Linked DNA regions of Homo sapiens: region 2 is linked to region 1. A link is a contact called in ENCODE Hi-C or POLR2A ChIA-PET data. All regions are on one chromosome and are shown on one strand. The core of a region is the stretch at or near the end of the contact, and the rest is flanking DNA. Distances in the headings are between cores, read along the strand shown. Region 1 holds the start of KLHL11 (kelch like family member 11). Region 2 holds the start of C17orf113 (chromosome 17 open reading frame 113).

What was found. Hi-C counts contacts between places; a loop is a spot of excess contacts on that map. ChIA-PET counts read pairs that join two places held with the same protein, here RNA polymerase II (POLR2A). Pooled maps may share reads with other maps.
Region 2: a loop to region 1 is called in a pooled map, with 3 times the contacts of the local background. The contact joins the promoter of C17orf113 here to the promoter of KLHL11 in region 1. A Hi-C loop is called at or near these places in 2 of 50 pooled maps. POLR2A ChIA-PET finds 5 or more read pairs at or near these places in 4 of 52 experiments (GM12878, HEK293, activated CD4-positive, alpha-beta T cell and 1 more).

What each region holds. Positions count from the first base shown.
Region 1 is chr17:41,863,120-41,866,956 of GRCh38, forward strand. It overlaps KLHL11 (kelch like family member 11), which reads right to left and starts at 2,304. Exons shown (of 2, transcript NM_018143.3): 1 at 1,707-2,304. The coding sequence starts at 2,251. It overlaps ACLY (ATP citrate lyase), which reads right to left. Exons shown (of 29, transcript NM_001096.3): 29 at 3,799-3,837. RefSeq lists enhancers at 235-744, 2,488-2,988, 2,989-3,489 and a silencer at 2,265-2,454.
Region 2 is chr17:42,048,829-42,052,967 of GRCh38, forward strand. It overlaps C17orf113 (chromosome 17 open reading frame 113), which reads right to left and starts at 1,773. Exons shown (of 3, transcript NM_001358661.2): 1 at 1,729-1,773. The region is part of intron 2 of ZNF385C (zinc finger protein 385C); the gene reads right to left. RefSeq lists silencers at 1,582-1,781, 1,862-1,931 and an enhancer at 2,551-3,052.

The DNA of each region.
Region 1 (3,837 bases), core at 1,054-3,553:
CAACCTCCTACACTAGTCTCTCTGCGTCTGCCCTTGGTGCCCCCTCCTCCCCAATGCCACATCCTTTGTTCTTTTTTTTTTTTTTTTTTGAGACAGAGTCTTGTTCTGTCCGCCAGGCTGGAGTAGAGCGGCGCAATCTCAGCTTACTGCAACCTCAGCCTCCCACCTCCCAGGCTCAAGCGATTCTTGTGTCTCAGCCTCCCCAACAGCTGGGATTACAGGCACACCACCACGCCCGGCTAATTTTTGTACGTTTAGTAGAGACAGGGGTTTCACAATGTTGGCCAGGCTGGTCTCGAACTCCTGACCTCAAGCATCCACCCACCTCGGCCTCTCAAAGTGCTGAGATTACAGGCGTGGGCCACCGCGCCTGGCCGCCACATCCTTTTTTCAGCACAGCACTATTCATCAAATCAGACTGCATCATTCCTCTGCCCCAAACCTTCCCATTTCAATCAGAGTAAAAGCTCATGTCCTTCCACAGGCCATCAAGGCCCTACGGGATCTGGATCCCTGCCCATTACCATCCTGGGGCTTCTCCTGTTCCTCTCATCCTGCATCCCTTTGATACAGCCACACTGGCTCCCCACTGTTCTCTAACATACAAGCTCCACCTCAGAGCCTCTGTACCTGTGTCCCCTACCTGACACAGTCTACCTTACCTCCTTCGGTTCTTAGCAAAACGTCTTCTTCATAGGGCATTCTCTATCCACCCAATTTGGAAAACACTTCCTCTCCCCCAGCAGTTTCTATGTACTCCCCCCATGCTTTATTTTTCATCAGTGATGACAATCATCCAACAGGCTATACATTTAACAATCATCCAACAGGCTATACATTTTACTTATTTACCGTCCATCTACCAACCTAAGTGCGATAAGGAAAAGGACTTTTGTCTGTTTTGATCACTGCTGAAACCCTAGCACCTTAGAATCCCGCATCTGAGCTGATGCGTAATAGGCGCTCAATAGGCATTTTTGTTAATGTATCTGTAAGATGATAATTGCCAAAACAAACGCCTCTCCATCTCTATAAACGGTATTACCTGCCTTCTAACCAGTCTCTGGAGCATTCCTGCTCCCTACAATCCGTTTAACACAGTGGCAGAATAATATTAAAATATTTAAATGAGCTATTTCTTTACCCAGCTTCCTATCACACTTAGTGAAATCCAAACTCCTTATTCCAACGCATCTCACGCATCCTTCTCCCCTTCATCCACTAGATCCAGCCTCACTGGACTATATTTTAATTCTCTTCTCTAAGCCAAACTGGATCCTGCCTGAGGGCGTTTGCGCTGTCTGGAATATTCATTCCCCATCTTTGCACGGTCAGTTATTTTTTGACATTCAGAGGTCGATCTAAACTTCACCTCTTCAGAAAGATCTTTATTCAATCCCTAGCCTTTCATTCCTTTTGAACGTCAGCACAACAGTTACCACATACTGACTTTCCTTTTCATCACTTTTGTCCCATCACCTAGTATCTGAGCTCCTTGGGCGCGGGGCGCCCTCGCCGGACCTGATGGTGCATCCTCCTCGCCCACCGCGGTGGCTGCCCCCAAGCAGGCGCTCAGCGAGTGTGAAACCAATGCATTCACTCAGGACTCGCGAGCTGCCGTGGCAGGCACTGCCCTCCCCTCCGCCAGCGAGCATCTCCCCCTCTCCGCGCCCGCCGCCCTCCGCGCTCCCGCCTCCCTCGCCTACCTGTCGGCCAACTCCAGCACCTCGTGCACGCTGCCCGTGCTGACGCGGATGCGCCCGGTGTACATGTACTCGATTACGGCTTCCACTGTGTCGGGTTCGGGCCCCGGCTCGGAGCTCCACTTGCGCATCTCCACCCGTCCCGAGCGGGACTCGGAAAACTGGCCCGAGAGCAGGGGCGTGAAGTACTCGGTGGCGGCAGCCAGTACCGAGCGGTGGGCCCGGAACTCGCGGCCTCCAGCCCCGCCGAAGCACAGGGTAATGTCGCAGAAGAGGCCCTGGCGCCGCTGCTCGTTCTGCCGCCAGGACAGCTCTGAGCAGTGAGAGCTGCACTCGAAATCCTCGGCTTCTGGGCCCGGATCGCCCCCGCTCGCCTCCATTGCAGAGATCCCCGGCCCAGGCCCGAAGTCCACCGTGCCGCTGCCTCGGACCTCGGCGGCCAGTCCTGCCGAGCCGGCGGCGGCCGTCTCCATGCTCTCCATCTCCAGTACCTGAAGAGATGCAGCCGCGGCCGCCGCCGCCGCCGCCGCCACTGCCGCAGCCGCCATCTTGACGCCGCTGCGCCCGGCCTCCACAGCCTCGGAACGATGCGGCTGTTGGTACGACACAGAGGGATTCTGGGATTAAATAGTGCGCGCGGGGCGGGGCCAGGTCGCCCGCCGGCCGCACATGCGCCGCCTCGCCTCCAGCAGCGCCGCCTCGCCTCCAGCAGCGCCGCCTCGCCTCCAGCAGCGCCGCCTCGCCTCCAGCAGCTCTGCCTGCCTTGGTGAGGTCCGTCAGTAACAGTCGCCCAGTCCAGAAGACTTCGCCCCAGGCCTACCCCCAGGGCGTCGGTGCGAGTATGGCTCGCTTCCTTTCCTTAGTGGGTAGCATGCTCTCTGCAGTCATTTTGTCGAGTAAAGCCACCTTAGACCATCACCTGTTGTTAAAGCCTTGAGTGGCAATACAGGATTTTTATAAGATCTAGCCCCAGCTAAGTGGATGAGGGATGAATGAGTTACTCGTTATCCGTTTTTTTTTTTGTTTCTTTTTGTTTTTGTTTTGTTTTGGGTTTTTTGTTTTTTTTTTTTTTGAGACGGAGTCTCGCTCTGTCGCCCAGGCTGGAGTGCAGTGGCGCGCTCTTCGCTTATTGCAACCTCCGCTGCCCGGGTTCAAGCGATTCTTGTGCCTCAGCCTCCCGAGTAGCTGGGACTACAGGCGCCCGCCACCACTCCAGGCTAATTTTTTTTTTTTTTTTTTTTTTGAGACGGAGTCTCGCTCTGTCGCCCAGGCTGGAGTGCAGTGGCGCGCTCTTCGCTTATTGCAACCTCCGCCGCCCGGGTTCAAGCGATTCTTGTGCCTCAGCCTCCCGAGTAGCTGGGACTACAGGCGCCCGCCACCACTCCAGGCTAATTTTTTTTTTTTTTTTTTTTTTGAGACGGAGTCTCGCTCTGTCGCCCAGGCTGGAGTGCAGTGGCGCGGGTCTCGGCTCACTGCAACCTCCGCCTCCCGGGTTCACGCCATTCTCCTGCCTCAGCCTCCGGAGTAGCTGGGACTACAGGCGCCCGCCACCATGCCTGGCTAAGTTTTTGTATTTTTAATAGAGACGGGGTTTCACCGTGTTAGCCAGGATGGTCTCGATCTGCTGACCTCGTGATCCACCCGCCTCAGCCTCCCAAAGTGCTGGGATTACAGGCATGAGCCACCACGCCTGACCGTAGATGAGCATTTTTAAAACCATATATACTGAAACTATTAGTACAGTTCAGGCCAGGCCAGGCACAGTGGCTCACGCCTGTAACAGCACTTTGGGAGGCCAAGGAGGATGGATTGCTTGAGTCCATGAGTTCCAGAAGAGCCTGGGAAATACAGCAGAACCTTATCTCCACAAAAAATACAAAAGTTAGCCTGGAGTGGTGGCATGCTCCTGTAGTCCCAGCTACTTGGGAGGCTGGAGTGGGAGGACTGCTTGAGCCCAGGAGATGGAGGCTGCAGTGAGCTGTGATGGTGCCACTGTACTCCAGCCCTGGGGCGACAGAGTGATACCCTGTCTGGAAAAAAGTACAGTTACAAAGGAATACAGATCAAAGGATATGGATGCCAGGAGCCAGCAGTATGCCTTCATTGTTACTATATAGTTTATTTAAACCAGACT
Region 2 (4,139 bases), core at 523-3,022, 190 kb after region 1:
TTCCATTCTTAACCTCTCTTAACCAGAGGGGGGCTTTTAAAAATATACCACTTTAGTGAGCCGAGATCATGCCACCGCACTCCAGCCTGGGAGACAGAGCAAGACTCCATCTCAAAAAAAAAAAAAACAAAAATACTGCTTTAGACCCCTCCACAACCACCCACTCCTCTAAGGCCAGTGCCAGAATTCCTTTGAGGTCTGCCAAATGCCCAGGGCTACTGACCTCTCTGGTGGCCACTTGTGTCTCCCTTCCTTCCTAGTAACACCACCCTTCTCTCTGGGTTCCTCCAGAGTGCCAGGTTCCCATCCCCCGGGTCCTTTGCCCGTGCTGTCCCTTCTTCCAGAATATTCCCAGCTGCCCTCCCAATGCTTTACCTGGCCTGTTTCATTTCCCCTTTGGCCTTAGCTTAACCATCCATTCCCAGGAAGTCCCTTCTTTTCTGTCATTGCTCCCTGTTTGTTCTCTCCATTCCATGCTCCACAGATTACAAATCTCTGCTTCTATCTGTGTAGTTCTCTTGCTTCATCCTCTCTCCACCCCCCTTCTCATGCACGTTCCCTGAGGGCAGGAAAGGTAACTAACTTCTTCATGTCTGAATCCCAGAGATGGGTACAGTGCCTGACACCCAGCAAGTGCACCACACAGTTGGGCAGTGAATAAGAAAGAGCAGGTTCCCAGGCAGAGAGGGCAGTGGAGCCAGCCCTTGGGCACCTTTTAGGTGATTAAAACAGCTGCCTTTGACATCCTTTCCTCCCAAGATCCTGTGATTCTATGACCTTGCCCAGCCCACTATGCACAGGATCTCAGAATGGGGGCAGAGGGGTGCAAAAGCAAGGTGATGCCCTTCTGGAATTTTGTCAGATCCTTTCCATGTACATCGAAGCTGCCTATCCTGCCCATTCTGCAGAACAAAAGGCAGGTAGGTAGAGCCCAGGAAGGTGGAGATTCTAAAACGGCTCTGTCCAACACAGCAGCCACTGGCCACTGCAGCTATTGTAAATGCAGCTGTTTAAATTACTTAGAATTAAATAAAACATTAGCATTCAGCTCACACTAGGCACTTTTCAAGTGCTTAGTAGCCAATGTGGCTAGTGGCTATTGCATTGGACAGCACATTTACATCATCCCAGAAAGTTCTATTGGACAGAGCTGCTATAAACAGGTCAAATTCCATTGACATTCTCCCCACCTCAACCTCAAGGAAACAGGCTGAGTGGAGTGAGGTGTAAACAAAACTCCATGGGTCCAGTTGTGACCAAGGCTGACCAGGAGGGCACACTTGCTGCAGACACAGGTCTCCTCTCATTTCTCTCCACACCCTGACCAGCCGGATGGGAGCAGGAACAACTTGACAAGGACCCCAAGGCATGTAAGCCTCAAACAGTATTCATGTGGCCCCAGAATGTGGGTCCCGAGCCTCCTCCCCGGGCTCCTGGGGGCCCCTTGCTTTGGGACCCCACTAAGAGAAGTCCAGCACTCAGCAGACAGGGCCGGGCGCCCCCTGCTCTGACAGCCCTGGTGAGAAGGGGCTCCCCTGCACCTCTTCTCACGCATCCTCCCGGGGGCTGGGACGGGGAGGGCTGAGGAACTTCCTCTGGGGGGCGCGCGGTGACAGAGCCCTCGGTGGGTCCCGCAGAGGCACTGAGCCTCCGCCCGCCCGTCCCGCCCGCTCCGGGAGGGGGCGTCCAGCCCGGCCTGGCGCCCCCGCCCCGTCCGCTCGCACTCACGGAGACACAGGAGCCACCATCTTGGGCGGTGGACGCTCTGGCCGCGGTCTCCTTGGGCTCCACGGAGCGACAGCAGCCACTAGCGGCAACGGGGGCGAAGAGGCGCCAGCAGCCAGCGCCGGCCAGGGTCCCGGGCAGGGCGGGCGGCGCCCCCGGGGCTCACCTGGCCGCGCCCACCTGCGGCGCCTCCCGCCCAGCGCGCTCAGCCCGGCCCCGGCCCCACCCCCCAGCCCCTGCCGCCCCACGCGCGGCAGCAGGAGCCAGAGGCTAGACCGCAGGCAGCGCGGTGCCGGGGTTCATTCGGTCCGCGCATGTATCCGGGGTTCCTCGAGGGGCTCACAGCCTAAGCCACAGACAGGTAGAGCGCGGTAGAGGCTGCAAAGTGTTCTGAGAGTTTGGAAGCAAGTGCTTTGGGATCACGAAGGAGCGGGCGACCAGCTGAAGGTCTGCAGGGCGGGTCAATTAGGGTTCGCAGCATTCTGGGTAAGTGAACTTTTACTAGGGGAAGGGCACTCCAGGCCGTGGGATGGCAGAGCAAGGATTCCTCTGGAAGTTGACAGGTCGCTGCAGGTTCATGAAGAATTGGGGTGGGTGGGGGCAGTGCCTGATGCTGGATGGCTCTAGGGGAATGCTGGGGATTTTGACCTTCCCACCTGGTGGGAAGCCTCCTCCGGAGGAGTTGGAACTGGGAAGCTTATTGTTTTAGCCTAGTGAGTTATTTGCAGTGGGGTTGACAGAGTGGGGAAGAGGGAGGGAGGTTGGCGTGACCTTTTTCTAAAACTCTGATACACAGCCGACCCTCATCCCGGTCTGCGTTACTCTGAGAGGTGAATTGAGGAGCTTCCCTGCAAGAGGAATGTGCAGACGTGGAGGTGTGGAGTCCAGAGGCCTGGGATGGAGCTCCAGTTATATTTAACTCTGAGGCCTTGGACTGGACACTTAGCTATGAGCCTGTTTCCTCATCTGTAAAGTGGGAATTACAACTTGGGGAGGAGGCTAGGGCAGGACAGAAATGGGTCTGAAGACCAAATGAGGTGCTAGGTGTGGAGGCCATTCAGAGAGGGGGCTGGCCTGCTGCTGTGGATCAAGGGCATGTCCAGACAATGACCCAGTCTCCCCTTCCAGACAGCACAAAGTCACCCAGAAATGCCTTCCAGTCCCCTCACAATTGGGTACGCTGCTCTTCTGCAAAAGGCCTAGGGTGCATGTTGATTTGAGGTCCCAGCCCCACCAGTGGCTGCTGGGAACTCCTCTGCCCCAGCATCCTCCATGCAGCACTGCTCTGTGCCACCCACCGTCTGCCTCTGACATTCACTGTGAACCCCAGCCCCAGAGCTGCTGGGATGGAGCGCGAATCACATGCACACACACGTGTGGCCGCCTGACTCCTGGCTACACTCAAATGAAGGGAGATGTTGCAGCCCCCACAGCTGCCCCCGAGTGGCACCACACAGCCCTCAGGTCTAGAATTCTGCACCCTGAAAGGGTCAGGTTGGGGGTAGGTCTTCTTGGATGGCATTTTGCTGCGGAACAGCCACCTTAAGTGTCTTGGAGCAGCCATGGCTCATTAGCTAACTGCCTCAAGAGGGTGGGGTGTGGTCAGAGGTATGAGCAAGCCAGACCAGTACAGAAGAAGAGGCTGCCCCCAAAGGTCCAACCGAGGCTGGGGCAGGGCACAGAGCAGAAATCTTATGAAATAACATCACCCTGGCTGCCACCAAGGGAGAAGATCTGGGAAAACCACATCCTGCTATTTTGCCATAATGGGAAAAGACAGACAGACAGACACACACACACGAGCACAGAGACACACAACCTGAGGCCCATATCACCCATGGATAGTGGCAGGTTTAGACATCAAGGCACATACATACATACCTCCCCCCACACTTAGACCATGTATTCTATCTACACACGAGATGTGTATACATATGGAGGTGGTACTGATGCCAAGATACACAGATACCCATGCTGGCTGGGAGGCAAAGGCAGGCACACTGGCCACACAAGAGCATGCATGCATACACAGATGGGCACGAGCAACAAAGACATATTTGTGTATACATATACCCAGAGAGACAGATGCACATGAACGTACAGACTCCTACAAATGCAGTTACAGACCATGGACAGCAATGGGCACACAGTGGCACACACCTTCACAAAGATAGATGCATGTACACAAAGAGCCATATGCAGATGCAGAGACCGGTGTGCACACACACTCCCCTTACAAAGTTAAATGCATCGGAGTTAAAAGAGCATATCTCCAAACAGAGTCTCTCTCCCACTCTTTCCCCATCCCCCTACCCCCAAGTCACGGGGCAGACAATAGGGTCCTCCCAGAAGCACATGCCTGCACACAACACATCTCAAATAATGACACTGCCATTTCTATCATGGATAAAAAC